2 separate regions of the Homo sapiens genome follow, and region 1 is linked to region 2. Evidence: chromatin loops called from intact Hi-C (ENCODE). Cell type or tissue: Calu3. All regions are shown on one strand. Each heading gives the region's core, and the rest is flanking DNA. Links, peaks and the distances in the headings are about the cores only.

The links. Peaks named below come from ENCODE experiments on the same cell type or tissue, not always from the same donor. Only the 100,000 strongest peaks of a DNase experiment are listed, where the experiment ranks them.
Region 1: it touches region 2 in a loop (7-fold over the local background); 10 of 110 quality-filtered maps call a loop at or near these places.

Annotation. Positions count from the first base shown.
Region 1 is chr5:145,236,033-145,241,425 of GRCh38, reverse strand. It overlaps a transcript of PRELID2 not described here. Among named protein-coding and RNA genes, the nearest start is that of PRELID2, 600 kb to the left of the region's middle. In Calu3, for the core only: CTCF peaks have their summits at 3,103 and 3,315 (motif pointing right); a DNase peak (open chromatin) is centred at 3,345.
Region 2 is chr5:144,465,644-144,471,036 of GRCh38, reverse strand. All of the region lies in intron 3 of KCTD16 (potassium channel tetramerization domain containing 16), which reads right to left. Among named protein-coding and RNA genes, the nearest start is that of KCTD16, 300 kb to the right of the region's middle. In Calu3, for the core only: no CTCF peak of the experiment used is centred there; a DNase peak (open chromatin) is centred at 3,076.

The DNA.
Region 1 (5,393 bases), core at 327-5,326, 770 kb before region 2:
ATGATGGTTGCATGTGGTTGGTGGTGGTGGAGCTCTCTTCCATAGTCATTTATACATCCAGGCTCCTTTTATCTTGTGATTCCACCTGCTCTAGGTCCTTTGGGTGATCTCTATTCTGCTGGTTGACAAGGAAATGAATGAGAATCGTGTCTTCAAGGTATTTATGAGCCAGACCAGTAAATGACACACATCAATTTATCTTACAGTCTAGTCTCATAGATGTATCTAATTGCAAGAAAGGCTGAAAAATTAATTTAGTTGTGTTCCTAGAAACAAGAGAACAAGTAGCATTTATTGAATGCTTACCTGTGCCAGGTACTGTTCTGTGTCCACTTTATGGGTCAAATCACTTAATTCTGAGAACAACCCTAAGAGATTGATACTTTAATTATATCATATTCCAGATGAGGACGCTGAAGCCCACCCAAGGAAGCTCTTTAACCTGTTTGAGTCATAGAGCTAGTGAACAGCTGAGCCAGCATAGGAGATCAAATAATCTGGCTTGAGAAACCAGCTTCGAAATCATTACACATTCTGCTTTTATACACATAAACAAGGTTTATGGAATCACTATAATATTCACTAAATGTAGGAAACAAACATGTTAATTTTTTTATATGTCATCTAAGCTTATAAGATCATAACACCTAGGATTGACACAGTGGTGGTATAAAGCAGTTATAGTATGAAATTCAGTCATAAGCAACAGGAGCCTTTAAAATGGGATTTGCCCTTTGGCCCAGCAATTCTACCGGTTTTTAAAGAAACCCTCAAATAAATACAAGAAGTTGTACGTAGAAAGACATTTATTATAATGTTGTTTAAAATAGCAAAAATGTGGAAACAACCCAGCTGCCTGATAATAAGTATAGTTTCAATAAATGTTGAGATATACACAATGGATTATTTTGTAACTACTAAAGATGAGGATGCACATGGATACTTATAAAGTATGTTTATTTACTATTTATAAATATGTAAATTACAAAATATTGTATATATCAGAAAAAAATATTTTTGTTTAAAAAGTGTATATTTGTATAGGAAAACCTTGGAAAAGACAGAAACAAAATGTTAATATTGGTTAATGCTAGGTGGTGAAATCTTTGGTTTTAAAAACTTTGCTTATTTTTATTTTCTAATACTTCTATAAAAGCATGCTTTCCCTGTCTGATGAAAAAAAGAAAGCAATAAAGCAGAAAGTGAAAATTAAAAAGAAAATACATTTGCTCAATGTAGAGAGTGCCAGTGAGATGTACCCATTTATAAATGCCATAAAACGTCAGACCATTATGAGGAACCATCTATTAAATTCATTTTCATGCATTCAATTATCATATGCTCATTCATCCTATTATCAACAAGAAAGACGCAACCTTGTTGTCAAAGAACTTATTTAGGAGGGAGAAAAGAGGCAAAAGATGTACCAAATTCTGAGAAAACAGCATTCAACGATATGCTTTGCTGGGGGCCATATTTTTATATGAAATAATTTAGCACAAATTGTGGCTGCTATCAATCACATTTAGTTGTCATTATCATCCTTAAGTTATTCAGTGGCAGAAAAACCATTCTCATTTTGCCAGGACCTTACCTCAAATGTCTGAGAATATTCTAAAGAAGCTTCTATAAGGGTCCATTCATCAGATGAGAGGGCCACTTGAGTAGGGCAGAAGCTTATAGAATTTCTTAAGGACTCTTATGGGTTAAAAATCTTCTGAAATATCTCCATGGATAACTTACTAGGAGGCCTTGAATTTCTTTTTAAATAATGGCATTTCCATTTTTCATGGTGTATATTTGAGCTTCTGGAGAGCGAGGCATCAATTTGATTTAATTCAATTCAACAGACATTTATTGTAATTGCATTATATTTATTATAATTGCATTATAGCATTTACCATCACTTCAGGAGGAATCTCAGTAATTAGAGACCTCAGCAGTCAGTCATTTTTGCCTTTTGTCTAAGTGTAGGATACCTCTGGGCCTCTGCTGACCCAGAATACTGTGCTGTAATTGTCTGTTTATCCCAGGAGACAATATCCTTGAGACCAGAGACTATGTCCTCTCATCACTCCAAGTGATTCCTGGAACATGGTAGGCACTCATAATTACCTTCTGGGAAAATCCACTCCTCATTCTTTTGCCCCTTTTTAACATTTAATTGCTCATTAGTATTTCTTTCAAAGGAATTGCTAGAGAATAGCTAGACAAGAGGAGGAATCATTGGTCAGTCATAAACATTTAATGAGATAGCTGAAGAAATTACAGTTCGGATTAGAAGATTATAGCACAATTTTAAAATTAGTACTTGCCCTCGTAGAGCTCATACTCTTACTGAGACAGTGCACATAGTCCCAGAAAAAATGCTTCAGATGTTTAACTGTATGTCACTGAAAAATTCACATTAATGTGTGTGTGTTAGATAGATAGATAGACAGATAGATAGATAGATAGATAGAGACAGATAGATACCCACACATTATTTAATATAAACTAGTATTAGGAAATTAGCTCAATAAAGCAGGTAAATAAGTGATGATTTAGATAATTGATGATTCAGATAATTACGTGACTTCTTTATTGAAGGAAAGTAGTTTTGTGTAGGCTTTCATTTGCATATGAAGTGTCCTAAGTAATTTTAATCACTTCATTCTTAGAAATGTATGGATTGTGGTAATATGAGGTTCATTTATAGGATAGTGGGGACATAACAGGGGAGACCTTTCACAAGGTGGGAATATAAAGTAACAGAGTAGTCAGATGTGGGTGTAGCTATTCTGGGTATGTGAATTTTGAAAAGGGTTTGAAAAAAGTCAAGAAAAAAACATTTCATTCATTTAGTCATTTATTTATTCAACAGATGCTTAGTACATATCTGGCATAGGAGAAAAAGGCATGGAAAAGTAGCAATAGGAAATGTGTAAATAAATGCATTTAGGTTTTACATAGACAAATTTTCTCCACTGAGGTTGACATATTCTGTGGGGGAGTCATAGAACGTCCTGAAATCGAGGAGTGCTGAATGAAATTAAGAGCTAGAAGTGTTGAATAATGGAAGAAACATCCGCATTGATGTCAGCAAGTCCTGGTTTTGAATCTTGGCTCTATTTGTTGAGCAAACTACTGTCATCTGTGAAATGGGGATAACAATTACCTTATATGGATAAGTGAAGCATTTAGCCTCCTAGAATAGCACCCTAGCACATAGAAATGTATAGCAAAAATTGCTTCTCTTCTGTCCTCTTTCTCTTCTGTAATGTGGCCCTTTTCATAGCAAGCTAATAGGGAGGCTTGGGGAACCAAACTTGTTACAGTGAACTCTAGGTGGCGCTCTAGCAATGTAAGAGAGGTTGTTGGAGGGTAGGTCTTTGTGAGAAGGAATGTGGCATATGCCAGGTGCCTGATTACCACATGAAATATGCCCCGTTCCAGCCTAACCTCGAGTAAGCTAGTAGGATTGGAGGGTTGGGGTTCTGTGAAAATACCCATACTCATTTCAGCCATGTGAAGAGCTGTATGTATTTTGTGTAAGACTGGTTAGAGGATCAGTAACACTGACCACTTCTTTCCAGAAGCACAGGAAGGAATGATCAGATGGGGAAGCACATGGACAGGTCATCCAAGGAGAAAAAATAAGTATTTATGCTGATCCTTTATTATCAGTGGTAGAAAAAGTCCAGCCTCATTTGCCATCACACTCTCTGCTGCTGCAACCAGAGGTGTGAGAGTCCTGTGAGAGGGAATGAATCTTTAGAAGGAACCAGGAAAGATGATGGATACAGGGGAAAACACAATATTTCTTTCTTTGAAAGGCTACAAGGGTGGGAGAAGTCGGCTTTAGACCAGCAAACGTGTCATCTGTGTCACCACCTCTCAATTTCATGCTCGTGGCAGACATTAATAATTGATTATGCCAATTTTCCCTGTTGAGATTAGAAATGACTACACAAACATTCTTGTCATAGCGCTCCAGACAACCATTAAAAAAATCATAGGAATTGACACATGTATGAAAGCTCAGCCATAGGCATATATAGCTATCCCACCCTGAGGTTTTTGTTTGTTTTGTTTTGCTTGTTATTTTTCTGTTTGGCTGGCAATGAAATCTAAAGAGCTGTCTTAGAAGATATGTTATGCAGATTTGCTGCAGTAACAAATAACCACACTGTCTTGGTGACTTAGAATAACAGTGTATTTCTGGCTTACATTATGTGTTGGGACTGTGAGTCAACTGCTGTGGCTCTGCTCTGCAATTCCTCATTGCTGCATGGCAGGACACAGGCTCAAGGAGCAGACCCAATTTGGGACATGCAGTTTTTATGGTAGAGGACAGAAGAACAAGAGGGTTGGCAGAAACAAGTGATGCCTCCTAATACTTTTGCTCTGATGTGTATGTCAAGTTCCTCACATTCTTCTGGTGAAAGCACATCTCAAGGCCAAATCCAACATCAACGCAGTGGGGATTGATAACCAAAATGAGTGACTGACACAGGTCTCAATTATGGAGGTTTACTAAGCCAGCTTTAGAATGCATCTGAGGAAAATAAGTGCCACAGACATAACTGTGGCTATTTTTCCAAAGAGGTTGTCAGGAAGTTTAGTATTTATACATTTCCTTAAAGGTGTGGAAGGCATGTAGGAAGAGGGGCAGGTGGGCAGTAAGGTGAATAGTTACATTCCTGTGAGACTTTGGTCAGTGCCCAGTAAATCTACATTTTCCATGAGATAAGGTAAATTTCTGAAGAGAAAAAAGGAAGTAAAAAGAGTCAACTATGCAGACATCTCTGGGTAGGTTGAAGAAATGAGTCTTGAATTTGTTCTGCACTTGGGAAAATAAGCTTGTGATGAACATTATCAATGTGGGTTTTAGGAGCTAGACTTAGATCGTAGACCTAAAGTTACAGTTGGCATGTCCTTGTTTATGGGAGGCCAGCAATTTATTTACTTGTGAATGATCTGTGGGGGCAGCCCTTTGCAGATGTCTGAGGCTTTTACCTTTTCATGAGGATCTTGCTGATGCACAGCGTTAGTAACAGCTATTTCTTTGGAAGAGGGTGTTGCAATGACTCAGCTTCCTCTGGGTTTAAGCATCCTTTTGCATAAGAAGTTTGGGAGGTCCTGAGATTTAAAATTTTCCTTTACAGGATGTATACTCCTTTTAGGGCAGGGATACTGCAAGAGACACAGCTGTGGTTGAGGATATATCATCCTCTTACAGGATGGAGAGGAAATGATCATGCAATCTACCACTGAAGATCCCTTCCTTGTAATCTTATTAAGGCAGCATAAACCATTTATGCACCATAGTTGGTAACTAAGCACCTTTCAGGATTCTTCCTCAATGCCAATGAAGACAGAACCTATGGAAATCTGAGGTCGAGCATCTTCTA
Region 2 (5,393 bases), core at 276-5,275:
GGCTAATTTTTTGGTATGTTCAGTAGAGAGGCGGTTTCACCATAGCCAGGCTTGTCTTGAACTCCTGACCTCAAGTGATCTGCCCGCCTTGGCCTCCCAAAGTGCTGGGATTATAGGTGTGAGCCACTGCACTCAGTCTTCCAAAAGTTATTTTAACAACACAAACACCATCATGTGAAAAATTTCTGTATATTCATGTGGAAAGTTGCATGAAGCCCTCACTATGTGCCAAGCCAGGAACCTGGCAATGGTGCAGTTATTTCCTCCCTGAACTGCTGGGATGATCATGTATTTAAATGTCATCTGGGATCCTCCTGCTACCAAACAGAAGTATTGCTTTCCACTTATTCTGGGCACTATCACTATCAAAGGGGAATTGAACAACTTAATTCTAGTGGAGGTTGTCATACTACCATGTTTCCAGATTTTATGAGAACATTTGACTGTTTTACTTGCCATTTATTTTGGCAAGATAATTTATGAGATGGCTTCTGAAGTCTATGTATTATATTAAACCAAAAAAGAAAGATAGGATCAGAAGGGCCCCATCCAGCTGATCCAATATTATAGGATTAATAGTACTACAGCCCAACTGTAGTCCTACATGAAGGGTTGTTGTGAAGTTTGAAAAATAATCAAATGTGAGAAGATAACCACCCCATATCTTTTCTAGGAGCACTGTCTGCCTGACTACCCTCTTCCCAAGAACCTAATTACAAGCAAAGAGGTTTTAAATCAGAACACAGAAATGACACATGTAAGCTCCAGACCCCTTTGACCTTGCAGTCCCACTGTGATATGCTTACAAGTCTTGGGAAGTGTGGAAAGATCTATGAAAGGTCAGTTCTGTAACACAAAGTATTCTAGAATCCCCCCAATTATACCAAATAACGATCTCATAAATACCTTAGTACTTCAAGTTGCAATGTATTTTGCTTCCAATTTGCTGAAGTTTCAATACTGGCTGGAATAATTCTCTCCATTTGGGGAGAAAATAGGTTACAATTGATTAGCCAGATGTGGGAAGAAAACCATTTCATTCCAAGAAAAGTCTGATTTATTGATATTAAAAAAGCAGGAAATCTATTGCCTGTTTGGGGAGTTATTATCTAGTTGCTGGTCAGAGAGCCTAATAGCTCTACCTTGTTTTTTAATAAGTCATTGCTGAATTTGTTGAATATTATATGATTTTTGGTGCCTGCTGCATAACAGTGGCTTGATAAATGTTTGATGAATAATCAGTGAATGAGCTGAACACATATGTTGAATTGTATCAAGTTGATAACATGGCAGTGCAGGTCTCAGGCGCCAGAGTCAGACTTCACAATTTGTCACCTATGAGACCTTACATAAATTACTTCAACTCTCTGAGCCTCAGTTTACTCATCTGAAGAATAAGGCTGTTAACAGCATTCTCTTCACAGGGCTTTGAAGAAAATTAAATGAGATAGCTAATGTAAAGGATGTTTCATAATTTGCGGCACACTAAGTATTCCATTCAATTACACATCTTTGTTTTACTACAATGCTGACGCTATTCCATATAAGGGAAACAAATCAGGGGCTTGCTATATAATTATAATGTTTCCATCAATACACTACACAGCTAATACTTAGATCTAGCTGGAATATCACATTAGTAATGACACCGATGTTACAGCTGGATGCCTCAGGAAAATGTGTATTCAGTAGTTAGTAATGTCTGCCTCAGCACAGGAATGGTGAGTGAGTGACCACAAGCGCATACTGTGTCTGGGACATGGTGTGTGAACAGAGGATGTTTTTGGAAAAAAAGGAGTCTTTATAGTGCAGTGCTTAAAATTTCACAAATGGATAAGCCCTTCAGGATAAAGATTGACTTGAAAACACATCAAATAAACTTAAATCCAGAACGGGAAAGAATTTGCATTTTGGATTAAACAGGGAGAGGCAGGAAACTAAGTTATATTAAGTCCTTAAAGCCCTAAATCTTCAAGCATTTTACAACTTAGAAAAACTGAGGACTAATCAAGCAAATTGTATGATTAGACTTGGCCCCCTTCCACTATAGACCTCACTGTGGCAGTTCTTACTGATAAAGAAGAACTTAAACAGAAAAGACTACAGAATATTTCTCCTCTATGAAAAATTCAAACCGAGCTGAGTGAAACATGACTTAGCAAACTCACAAAGTGCTTATGCATTTTTAAAAGCTCTGCAATGTACCCACACTTCAAATTTTCCGCCTGCTAATGGTTGTGAGCACAATGCACATCATTTACTGCAACAGCTGGGAAAACTGCTTTCCCCTGTCTTCTCTGTCAATGATGTAGGAGCCTGCCAGTCTGGGAGCTAGGTGGCCAGATTTAATTTATCGAGGCTGCTGAAAGGCTTTCTTGGTATCCCAGTTGAAAAGTCAATAATGGCCAAATTGATGTTTTTATAATTCTGCTAACCTTGAAAACGATATTGCATAGTGGAGATTGGGAATAGGCAGGCTATGAGAGCTTCTGAAAAAAGTTTGTCTTCAAGCTTGACAATCATCATTTCTTGCTTGCAGTTGACCGTTTTTACTCATGAGCAGTTGGTCTTGGAGGGGCCCAGTGGGGGCTTCTATTGAGAGATGGTTAGTACGGGCAAGAACAGACAGTTAAACTAGCCACGCATCCATCAGAGTCAGTCAGGAACACAGGCACCTCACCAGTTACCTGAACGGGAAGAATTTAACGTAAGTATTGGTTAGACAGACATGGGAGAAGTGAAAATGCAAACAGGTAACAGTGAAGAGACAAAGATAGTGGCTGCAGGAGGTGGCTACCATCCTTAAGTCTGAGGAGACAAGTAAAAGAAAATGCAGTTATTAGAACCTAAAAGCTTAGAGGAGGCATTGTGTGGAGGTTGGACCCAGACATCTGAGGAGGGCATGTGGCCTGCTGGTGCTGATGTTTCTGAAGCAGCCTGGCTCAGGGGATTATAGAGGGGAAAAAAGGGAAGCTGAAACCAACTGCTTTTGGAGTAAACAAAAGCTGGGCTGCCGCTGATAGGAGCAAGGGGCAAGCAAGGAATTCTTCCCATGTTTTAGTGTCTCCCTCTAGCACCCTCTATTGACAGAGCCTAACAGAAAGCCAGCTGGGCAAAGGAAAAGTGTAGTTAGCCTGTGTGGTTAACCCAAATCCCAGTCCTGGCATCACAAATAGAGTATAAAGGGGTGTGTTTGGAGCTGAGAGACAACACCTTAATAACCAGGACACTCCCTGCGAGGGATGCAAAAGACATGAAAGACACTCTTGACCTGCAGGAATGTGTGCTCTACTGCACAAGCTAGGAAATGAAAATTAAAACAAACAAACAAAAAATCACCTCACTTCAGCTCCTGCCCTGCCAGCCCTTTTCTATACCTCAATGTTTTGTGTGTGATCTTCCCTTTGCCAGCCACGCATCTTTCTACTTTCAGGCTAGTCCCAACCTCCTCCTGCCCGTTGCTTTCACGGCACCATAATGTGTAAACACGGGTGGGTTTCTAGGTTTATTGGCTTAATGTCTGCTTTCCACACTAGACTGCAAGGGATGTGCTTGTTTCCTTCTGAATTCTAGAGTGTGCTCCAGGGCACACACAGATCAGCATGCCAGGGCATACAGTAGCAGATGCTCATTGAATATCTGTATGATAAATGAATGGGGGAGGAAGCCTGCTGTGTACAGACAGCAAAGTTTAGTTAGAGTGTGTGAATGTGTGTGTGACAGAGTAAACCTTCCACCCAAAAAGAAAAATGGATTGAAAATTCTGACATGCAAAAGACATTAGAATGGAAAATATTTAGGCATATTGCTAGACAGTTAATATACATATGACAAAAACATACTGACCCAGAGAGAAAAATGGCAAAATCTACAGGCCTATCAAGAACTTTTAAAGTGTTTTACGTATATGTAATATATATAGTGTTATATATATTATATATAATATATATAACACTATATATATTATATATAATACATATAGTGTTATATATATTATATATAATATATAGTGTTATATATATTATATATAATATATATAATATATATAGTGTTATATATATTATATATAATATATATAATATATATAGTAACGGTTAACTCTTCCAAACCAGAAACTTGCTGAAATTCTAATAATAGATACTATTTATTGAGAACTCCCTATGTCTTGTTATTGTGCTCAGCACTTTACATAATTTTATCTTCACAATAATCCTATTAGTGAATGGTGAATTTGTAATAATCTCATTAGTCAATTAGGATGCTATTCTTTTCTTTTCATGGAAGAAGAAACTGTAGCTAAAAGTGGTTAATTATTTGATCCAAAGTTATAAAGTTGACAAGTGGTGAGAATTAAAACTCAGATATTTTTAAATACAAAGCATCTGGTTTTTATTTAGTGGACACAATATTCAAACATGAAAATTTTCTATGAGGGATATTTAAAAGTATTAACAGAGTGAAAGAGTTTAAATACTGACATTAAACATGACTGCCCCAGTGATTCCAGCCCTTCAATAACTTCTAAAAGTAACCAGCTATTTGAACAACTTAAAAATCCAGGCTTTCTGAGGTCTTTTATCATTATATTTATATATAAAATTTAACCTCCTTTCCCTCTGCCCATTGGAAATAATTGAAAATGACTACATGAAGGACACAGTGTCAGTGGTGCTCTTCCTGATGTGTGGGACATCTTGTATCCTTCCACCATTATTTAGTTCTACCAGGGCTGCCTTGGTAGCAATCACCAGTGTGTGAAGTGTGCACTTAATTAGCTCATGAAAAAAAAAAAAAAAACCCTAGCTAGTGAACTAAGATATAATATTTGCTAATATTACTTAATGAATACTCAACAACCAATCAGTATGTGATATCTCCTCCAACAGAGAAAAAACATATGGCCGGGTAGGCTGGCTCACACCTGAATCCCAGCACTTTGGCAGGCCAAGGCAGGAGGATCACCTGAGGTCAGGAGTTCGAGACCAGCCTGACCAATATGGTGAAATCCCGTCTCTACTAAAAATACAAAAATTAGCCAGGCATGGTGGCAGACGCCTGTAATCCCAGCTACTTGGGAGGCTGAGACTGGAGAATCACTTGAACCCGGGAGGCGGAGGTTGAAGTGACCAGAGATTGCGCCATTGCACTCCAGCCTGGGTGACAAGAGCAACCGGTCTACAACAATCTATAGTTTATTGGCAAATGCAAACTTAAACTTCTATTAATCCTCCTGGCAAAAAAAAAAAAAAACAAAAAAGTTAAATTTGGAGCAATTGTTCAAGAGCTACAGAACCCTGTGAATTTTATGAGAAACGCAGGTGGAAAAGAACTATCTTAAAACATTTATGAGTCATAAACTACTTGGAAGGGAATGAGGGTTGACCAGAAAATGT